Linked DNA regions of Homo sapiens: region 1 is linked to region 2. A link is a contact called in ENCODE Hi-C or POLR2A ChIA-PET data. All regions are on one chromosome and are shown on one strand. Each heading gives the region's core, a stretch centred on a gene start or an enhancer-like site at or near the end of the contact. The rest is flanking DNA. Distances are from core to core; before and after follow the strand shown.

What was found. Hi-C counts contacts between places; a loop is a spot of excess contacts on that map. ChIA-PET counts read pairs that join two places held with the same protein, here RNA polymerase II (POLR2A). Pooled maps may share reads with other maps.
Region 1: a map of mammary epithelial cell shows a loop between it and region 2 (9-fold over the local background). The contact joins two enhancer-like sites. A Hi-C loop is called at or near these places in 9 of 168 maps with a recorded cell type or tissue (MCF 10A, PC-3, chondrocyte and 4 more) and 4 of 50 pooled maps. POLR2A ChIA-PET finds 5 or more read pairs at or near these places in 2 of 52 experiments (AG04449 and common myeloid progenitor, CD34-positive).

Annotation. Positions count from the first base shown.
Region 1 is chr21:27,642,675-27,647,257 of GRCh38, reverse strand. The region is part of intron 1 of LINC01673 (long intergenic non-protein coding RNA 1673); the gene reads right to left. Among named protein-coding and RNA genes, the nearest start is that of LINC01673, 6.3 kb to the right of the region's middle. Within about 2 kb of position 1,802, at least 2 of the 41 ENCODE cell types and tissues checked have a DNase peak (open chromatin) inside an H3K27ac peak, as active enhancers do; they include PC-3 and mammary epithelial cell, where a contact is called at or near this core.
Region 2 is chr21:27,568,240-27,573,384 of GRCh38, reverse strand. No RefSeq gene overlaps it. Among named protein-coding and RNA genes, the nearest start is that of LINC01673, 68 kb to the left of the region's middle. Within about 2 kb of position 3,049, at least 12 of the 41 ENCODE cell types and tissues checked have a DNase peak (open chromatin) inside an H3K27ac peak, as active enhancers do; they include PC-3 and mammary epithelial cell, where a contact is called at or near this core.

The DNA.
Region 1 (4,583 bases), core at 553-3,052, 75 kb before region 2:
ATTGTTATTATTTCTGGAACTAAAGAACAATAAAAAGCATTTCTTTATTTCCTGCTCAGAATTGCAATATTTTGCCATTGTGTCATTGATTTCCAGATTAGAATGTTTTCTACCAAAGGCTTTGTGTCGTAGCATATACCTACTAATATTTTTATCCTTCCATGATCACTGCATAGTATTATTTTCTTTACCTTGGGATACATTGTGATTATTATAATATTTAAGATCAAAGGAATTGGCTCTTAGTTTGTGAAGTAAAGTATCTGAGATTGGTAGTTTTATTTTTTTCCTATTTTTGTGAAACAACCTGGCATCTGCAATTGCCAATATCCTGTGGCAATTAGTCATTGCCCCTTTTATTTCCCAGAAGACACAATTCAAGCTTCAGCAAGTTTTCCCTTCCACACATGTCTTATATTGTTAAGCTATTGGCAATATTTTTAAAACTGTTTGATCATCTAGCTTTTGTCTTCATCTTTTTGTTTCTGGGAAATTGAATACAGTTTTAAAATATCTTCCTTTGCCACTTTGAAATAATGACATCTTATTGATAATGTGCCAATGCTGATGATGAGTAGATATCTGTAAGTATGAAATACTTAAAATTACATTTCAAAATTGGTCATATTAAAATATAATCATTGGAATTTGCATATGGCAGAAATAACTGAATAACTTTACATTAAATGCAATTATTCTGATAGGTCTTTTCTTTTACATTGTCCTTGATTCTCTCACCATTGTACGCTGGGTGTGAGGAGAGGAAGATACTTCATTTTTTTTGTGCATCAAGAGCAATTATACCTGGGAAGTATTATGGACACCTGGACTTGATTGAGATTGAGATTTTGAACCTTGAGTCTGAACCTGATGATACTGGAATGAAATGAGACTTTAGGAGGGAGGGTTTCGGAAAGAAGTGAATTTGCATGTGGAGGAAATGCAAATCATTTGTGAACAGAAGGCCGACTCTAGTGATTTTAAAACATGGCCACAAATTCTTTGATAATCTTCCAGCAAGACATAGGGATGTATCCTTCTCCTTTGAATTGACTGTCATAACCAATAAAATATAGCAGAAGATACTATTTGACTTCCTAAGCTATGTCATAAAATGCCATGAAACTTCTGCTGTATTCATTGAAACATTTCATTCAGAAGCCTGTCTTAGTCCATTCAGGCTTCTATAACAAAATAACATAAACTGGGCAGCTTATAAACAACAGAAATGTATTCCTCATGTTTATAGAGGCTGGAAAGTCCAAAATCAAGATGCCAACAGATTTTGTCTGTTGAGGGCCTGTTTCTTTTTTCATAGATGGTGCCCTGTTGCTATATCCTTACATGGGGGAAGGGGAAAAGAGGCACAAATCCCATTTATGAGGGCTCCTCTTTCATGACCTCATCAGTTTCCCAAAGGCCCACATCCTAACCATCACCTTGAAGGTGAGAATTTCAGCATATGAATTATGAGGGGGTACAAACATTCTGATCACAGTAGAGCCTTAAGCTTCCATATAGAAAGACCAACTATTGTAATGTGACATGCTTCAGTGAGGTTCACATCACATGGAATTGTGACAGGAGCCAGGGTAGATCCTCAGTTGACAGCCCCACCTGAGCCTGGTCTTTGAATCCTCCCAATCTGGTTTTGTCAGACATGTATATGAAAAAGTATCCAGATGATTCTAGGTTGCAGTTACTCCTAGCAATTGAAATCTTGCCTGTTAAGTCACCAGATACCATGAATCAGAAACAAGCCATTCCTGCTGGCACACTGAATTCTTGACCTACAGAATCTGGGTACACAATAAAGTAGTCATTCTTTACAGCACTAAGTTTGCTTTTATTTGTCATGCAATAGTTGGCAACTGGGACATGTACTCAGCATAAATCAACATAATGAATTTCAGCACCTATTTACCTATTTCAGCTTTAAAACTATGATTTGAAATTTCAGGCATAAAATTAATTGAAGAATTAAAAAAAAATCCTGCACATAAATTTACAACATAGTGTATATTTCTACATAAACACAGACATTAAATATTTACTTAATTATAAAAGGATAGCTGTGTGTTTTGTTTCAATAACAAGTACTTAATGTTAATCAATGGTTTTATTTGAGTTTCTCAGGGCTTATTTACTTTGAACACCTAATATGGTTTGGCTCTGTGTCCCCATCCAAATCTCACATTGAATGGTAATAATCTCCACATGTCAAGGGTGGGGCCAGGTGGAGATAATTGAATCATGGGGGAGTCTCCCCCATACTGTTCTCCTGATAGTGAATAAGTCTCACAAGATCTGATGGTTTTATACATGGGAGTTCACCTGCGCAAGCTCTCTTGCCTGCGGCTGTGTAAGACATGACTTTGCTCTTCATTCGCTTTCCACCATGATTGTGAGGTCTCCCCAGCCATGTGGAACTATGAGTCAATTAAACCTCTTTCCTTTATAAATTACCCAGTCTTGGGTATGTTTTTAATAGCAGGGTGAGAACAGACTAAAACAGGATGCAAACAATAGAAGTAATTTGTAAGGTACTTAGTATTCAATTGCTTATTTATAAAGAGAGAACATGAGCTGAATGAACATGTTGTCCTCTACTCTCCCTGTTTTTTTTTTCTGACTTCCAACCCATATCTCTAACATAAAGGATAATTACCTAGCATGCTCAATGTAAGTATTCTGAAGTCTTCAATCCCAGAATCTGAACTAAAAACTAAATAATACAAATTTTTTTGTAAAAGGTAAGTGTCAAAGAACCTCATGATTCAAATATACACGCACACACACACACACTAGCTTTCAAATAATTTTTACATAGTTACACGCATATTTGCTTTACCTCTAACTTTAGACTTGAAGATTGTCAAATTTGGAAGAGTTTTCCAAATTATTGAAGACAATCCCATATGAAATTAAATATCAATAAACTTTGAATGATATTAACTAGTGATATAAAGTAATGTTATCTGAATATTTAAATAAACATAATAATTTAAATTTACTCAGACATAACTTTTCCTTATTAGTATGACATGGATGTTTTCATTGAGGAAATCTCAAAGCCATATCACTCTTAGGGGACAAATACATGAAGCAGACAGATTAATTTTTACCTTTCTTTTGCTTTTGGTAAACAATCCGTGGCATCTCTTTCAACATGACCTTCAGATTTGACTTTTTGATTATGTGGTTGTATTAGTTCATTCTCACACCAGAGACTAGGTAATTTATAAAGGAGGGAAGTTTAATTGACTCACAGCTCCACATAGCTGGGGAGGCTGCAGGAAACTCGCAATTATGGCAGAAGGCAAAGGGAAGCAAGGACCTCCTTCATATGGCAGCAGGAGATAGAATTGTAAGAGGGGAATGCAAGAAACTGATAAAACCATCAGATCTCCTGAGACCTCACACACTATCATGAGAGCAGCATGGGGGAAACTGCCCCGGTGATTTAATCAACACCCTCCCTCCACACATGGGGATTACATGTCCCTCCCTCAACGCATGGTGATTACAATTCAAGATGAGATTTGGGTAGGGACACAGAGCCAAACCATCACTGGTCAATATGCATCTTCCAATATAAGAATTGCTATAGGGCTCATGAAAAACATATAACTGTTTTTAGTTAGTGGAGTATGAGTATATTCAAATCCTCCATTTGGAAATTTGCAAATTTCCTGCACATGGAAAAAATGTTATTTATGCAAAGAGTAGGAAAGAATTGATATTGCACAATGTTGCTGAGCTTTCTTCAGAATCTGAGTGTTGGCATAAGTAAAAAGTCAAATTATTTTGTAATAATCAGTTGTAATAACTCTATTTTAAATATTATAAATTAATTTCCCTTTACCAAAGCCAAATCCATCTTCACAAATATCTGTCTATATCACACAATCAACAAATCTCATTGCCCGAAGTACATTTCACTTACATGTTTGTTGAAACATTGTGTTTCAAAAACCACTAATGTTTTTCTTCACTTTTTACCATTGAAGATAGTCCTACATTTTTCACTGAAAAAAAAAATACTAAGGAATGTGCTCAACTTCACTCCAAATAAATTGGATAAACACATACATACCTGCCTACCTCCATAAATATATAACGTATTTTCTCCAAAATATACTTTATGTTAGGGCAACATAGGTATAAAGAAACATCACATATTTAAATGACAAATAGAAATAGCATAAAATGAAAATAAACCTTAAAGTAAGCATCTTACGCTTTTAAATACAAATTTTCAAAATGTTCATGTTTTTGTAATAAAAACAATATGTTATAGGGAAATAGAATAGGCCAGAAAAAAAAAAAAAGTGAAACCTAGTTTTGTTACATGTTTAACTGTAGAAACTTAGAGTAGTTTCCCAATATCTGAATGTCCCTTTCACTACAAAATCTTCTCTCAGGGTTGTTGTGTGAATTTATGAAGGACAAGGACATAGCAGAGGGCCACATACAGGTAGCTTCTAAATGAATGTCAGCTTTTTTCTGTTTTTCTTCTTCCTTAGAGCAGGACCAAAGTATTGATCATCCTTAGATATGCTAGTGTCTTGAAAACAGTGACA
Region 2 (5,145 bases), core at 1,800-4,299:
TTTATCTTTAAAATTACTGTAAAAAAGTTTAAATTGTATGTTTCCCTATTGGATGTAAAATTAAGTTGTTAATATAAGTTTGATATCCATTTTTAGATAAAATAATTGAGGAACACTGATTTAAGAGACAGATTTACAATCACCAGTTATTTAATCTTACTTTTCTCTTAAAATATAATTAAAATATAAATTCTTACTAAAATCTTATTTATAAAACATTTCTTTATATTCTGTATCTGTCTTCTTTTATTAAAATGTAAATTTTATATTCTATTCTCTTGTCTTGAGAAGATAATTATTATAGTCAAAATCTCATTCCTTTTGACAATAAGTAATTTCTCCTTTACTTTCTCATTGTGGAATTCATGAGACATAAAATTTAAAATGCTTAGCCTTATGTTAATGATTCAACAGAGTACTCATTGAGGCAAAACCACTTTGGAAGTCATTCCTGAAGAATTATCTCATCTTTGAAATAATGACCCATGACTGGAGAAGTCCCATGACTCTAGGAGTGAGCGTTAGAAAGATAATGTGTTAGAATTACTTGGAGACTAAGAAAGAGGAAAAGAGAAATATTGTCACACTACTAAGGAGCGGCTTGGTTAGTACTCCTGTGTCTATTGTCCCTTGTTTATTTATTTCAATTGTTAGAAAACTATGCATTTATACTCAATCCCTGGAAAGTACCCAAACACACATGCTTTTTAAATTTATATTTTTAATGAGCTGTATGAAAAAAACTGGTACATTTTCCCAGAGGTGGGCATAGCCTAACTGCTGAAAAATACCATGAGATTCAAACCAATGTTCTCTGATCAGAAAAGTTTACCAAAGCAAAGTAACCCCATTCTGCAAAAGTTGAAATTTGCCATTAAAGTCAAGTAAGAACTGTAATGTCCATGCATTTGATCAATAAACTCCTGCTAAATATATCATCATTTCAGTTAGTTTGAAATGAACTCAAATGGTCCTTTTAATTGAGTGAAGGTAACTATTTACAAACAAGTGTGCTTCCATATAAAAGTGACACAACTAATTCTGAAAATTACCTAATTTGAAAATTCTCCGTTATCAAGAAACTGTCATTAAGGCAATAACATAGAGCTCATAATAAACATTATAATGAATATGAGTAGACTTTTGTTGTGAAAAACCTACTTAAAGGCAGTTTGTTACAAAAAGCCTATATCAAAAATTTTTAGGAAAAATTTTAATTAAAGATAAGTGGATTTATATCTATTTCCCTTCTTAACTTCTTGATAACTCTAGGTTCCATGGTAAAATCAATGGAAAAATGTATAACCTTGAGGAGTTACATGACAAGGGCCATTAGATGTTAAAATAATTTTCTCAGACTGGGGTAGGTAGCTCATGGCTAGACTTACATGTTTTGCCAACTAGATAGAAGCCACAACAGCTGTGAATGAAACATTATTCAAACATTTGAGGTTCTGTCACTCATTCTTCAACAATGTCAAGCTTTCCACTTGTGTAAGCTTGTTTTGGTTTGTTGATGTTTATATCCAGGAGACAATTTGACTCCCTGATGAAATATTCTAGATATGCAAAGACTTTTTCATGTAGAGTTAAGGAAGTTAATATACCCAAGTAAAAGAAACTGATGTCATTCAATAGTACCAGAAAGCCCATCATTTAATTGATAAGGGCTCATTGTATTTGTAATGCAACATCCAAAAACACGACTTAGCATCAAGATTTTTGCCATTCGTGCCTATTCCGTGTGTATGTTCTCACTCCTCACTTCATTCTCTTAGACCGCTGACATTTTCTGCTGCTGATTTTGGGGTCTCTCTAATACTTTGGTCTGCCTTAACAATGTATTAGGTTGGTGTGAAAGTAATTAACGATTGTTGCCATTAAAAGTAATGGTAAAAAATACAATTACTTTTGCACCAACCTAATACAACAAACTGATTTAAAAACAAACAGAAATGTATTTTCTCACAGTTCTAGGGGTTAGAAGTCCAAAATCAAAATATAGCCAGGGCCACACTCTTTCCAAAGGAAGGAGAGAATACTTCCTTTCTTCTTGTACCTCTGGGGGCCCCTAACCTTCCTTGGCTCGTGGGAGCATAACTTCAATTTCTGTCTTTATCTTCAGGTGACCTTCACCTCTATGTCTCTGTGTTTTTTCCTCTTCTTATAAAGGCATCAGTCTTTGTAGTTAGAACCCATACTAAGTTCAGAATTATGATTTCATCTGAAGATCTTAATTACTTGCATCTGAAAAGATCATTTTCCCAAATAGAATCACATTCTGAGGTTCTTGTGGACTTCAATTCTTGGGAGTCACTAATTCATGACACATTATTAGTAATTTTCTTCTCAGATATTTAGAATTAATTTAACAGAATCCTAAGGCTTGTGTAGCTCTACACTTTTGTGGAAAGCCAACATCCATCTTTGGCAAGAAACTATAAGAGGGTACCATTTCCAATTTTCTACTTACCAGAAAAAATAAAACAAGTACTAATATTTACTCCATCCCACACCACTGTAGTGATATTAAGCTATGTCTCTGGCCAGTGTTTTGGATTCCACATCCCAAGAATTCTTGTTATATGATGGAATGTGCCAGTTGGCAGGCCTGCAGAATTACAGCTTCTGGTGCAACAGCTGTGTCTTGATGTGTGTCCTCAGTTGAAAGAGAGGCCCCAGAGCAGAAATTCTTCGCTACTTCCAAGATAGACTAAAAGAAGGAATCAACACAGTTGGACATGAATGTCTGTTCCTGCTGACATCACTGAAATAAACATGTTATTTGGCAGGGCAACAGTGTATGTGAGCTGGGGTAGAAGGGGTAATGAGTCAAAGAGCCCCTAACCAACAGAGCCTAAAGGAAAGCTTGTGTGCTAATACTTTAGGAATGGGTGCAGTACCAGGTCATTAAGGTTGAGGGGAAGAAAATCACATACAAGTTGGCATGCTACTGAGCTGGCCCCAGGAAGCTCGACTGACTAATGAGTGATGCAGGGTGCCTGTGCAGAGGCCAATGAAAACACCTTCTCCACAGTGATCCTGTGGGGGAGAGAGTGAGTAAATGTGAAGACATAATTTGTTGGCTCCTCAATTTCTCCTGACTCTCAGTGGCCGAATATACCCTAATGGTCTGAAATCCTCAACATTTCTGGACTGTGTTACCTAGTCCCACCTTGAAAGTAAGTGGGGAGGCCAGATTCTTCCTGGGTTTAGGTAGCTTTGCACTGGGCATTGCAGTTATTACAGCTTTCATGACAGCAGGTAAGGAGAATATGCTGCTGTCTGGCCCATGCCAGGAGGGAGGCTGAACTAGCAAGCAGCGTCATGAGGTGAGGCATGGAAAGTGACAGAGAGCTGGGATACTACATTGAGCAAGTGGCAGAGGCCTGGAAGGAACGAGTAGGTTTGAGAAAATACCCTCAGGAAATACCAGAGTTCACTGGTAATAAATAATGGACAAATTTTAGTCAACTTCTCAATCCTTATAAGAATAAGCAGGGCATATCACAAGAACTATTTGAGCCAGAATTACTCTAGTAGGTCTAGTTACCAGCACAGCTCAAATAATTACTTTGAATTAATATTTACACTGTTTTCCAAATCTTGATACCAGGGTACATTACCTAACAAGAAACCAATTCCTTAGGAGAGACCCATCTAATCAGACAGTGGCTTTCTTCATCAGCTTGGGTTGTTATAACACATTACCCTAGACGAGGTGACTTCGACAGCAAACATTTCTCATAGCTCTGGATGATGGCAGTTTGAGATCAGGGTTCCAGTCTCATCTGAGATCAGTTTTGGTGAGGGTACTCCTCCACTCCATAGGTGGCTATCTTCCCACTGTCTTCTCATGTGGGACAGAGAGAGAATGAGAGAGAGTGAGAGAGAGAGAGAAACAGAGAGAGAGAGAGAAACAGAGAGAGAGAGAGAAACAGAGAGAGAGAAACAGAGAGAGAGAGAGAAACAGAGAGAGAGAGGCAGAGAAGAAGAAGCAAGCTGTTTTCTGTCCTTTTTAAAAAAATAAGGGCACTTATCTCATCATAAGGAATCTCCTCTCATGATCAAATTCCTCCCAAAGGCCCATCTCAAATTACTATTACATTGTACATTAGGATTTCGACATATGAATTTTGGGGAGACACATTCAGTCCATAGTAGTGGCCTCCAGCATCCATCCCTGTGTTTCCTTTGCTCTTCAATATCCTCTGGAAACACACCTCCATACTACACAGACTTTACCTATTGTTTTCTTCTCTCTCCTCATCTTATCCTCCTTTCTGATTCTCGACTGTGGTGGACACAAATTCTCACCCTCCAGGCTCAACAATTCTCAATGACCGTCTGGGTTCTACAACTTGTCTTTGGGAATACAGTTTCAAAGGGCCAGTTTGTGACAGGCTAAATACTTTGAAAAGCTTCCCCAGGAAAATAGTTTCATTGGTTACTTTAACAGGCAGAGAGTGTAAGCCAAATTATTTTGTGTTTTTGTTTGATCTGTGTATTGCCAATGCTGACATATTCCAGCTTAATTGATACTTTCTTTTGAGTGGCAATCTGGTGTTAAATTTATTGCATGAAATGGATGCCAGTAAGTTTTTAAGTGCATAAAACATCTGACCCAATTGTAATAGGAGACATTAAATTAAGTAAATATTATCATTATCCTCTGAAGCCACAGGTGAAAATGGTCAAGTTGATAGCAAGTGAGAGGCAGATATGGGATGGAGAGTAAGGTCTGATAATATTTAAGTATCTGTTTCCTGATGTCTCTGAGTTCAGCTTCCATTTTGTCATTTTCATAATTTTGTTATGTGCAATGTGAGCTCAGCTGCCTCAAGTTAGAAATACTATTGGAAAATACACCTGGTATGTAGGCTTGCCATGTACCTTTCTTTTTTTTCTTTTTTGACAGAGTCTTTCTCTGCTGCCCAGGCTGGAGGTCAGCCGCACCATCTCACTGCAACCTCCGCCTCCCGGGTTCAAGCTATGCTCCTGACTCAGCCTCCTGAGTAGCTGGGATTACAGGCGCCTGCCACCATGCCCAGCTAATTTTTTGTATTTTTAGTAGAGACGAGGTTTCGTCATGTTGGCCAGGCTGGTCTCGAACTCTGGAGCTCAGGCAATCTGCCTGCCTCAGCC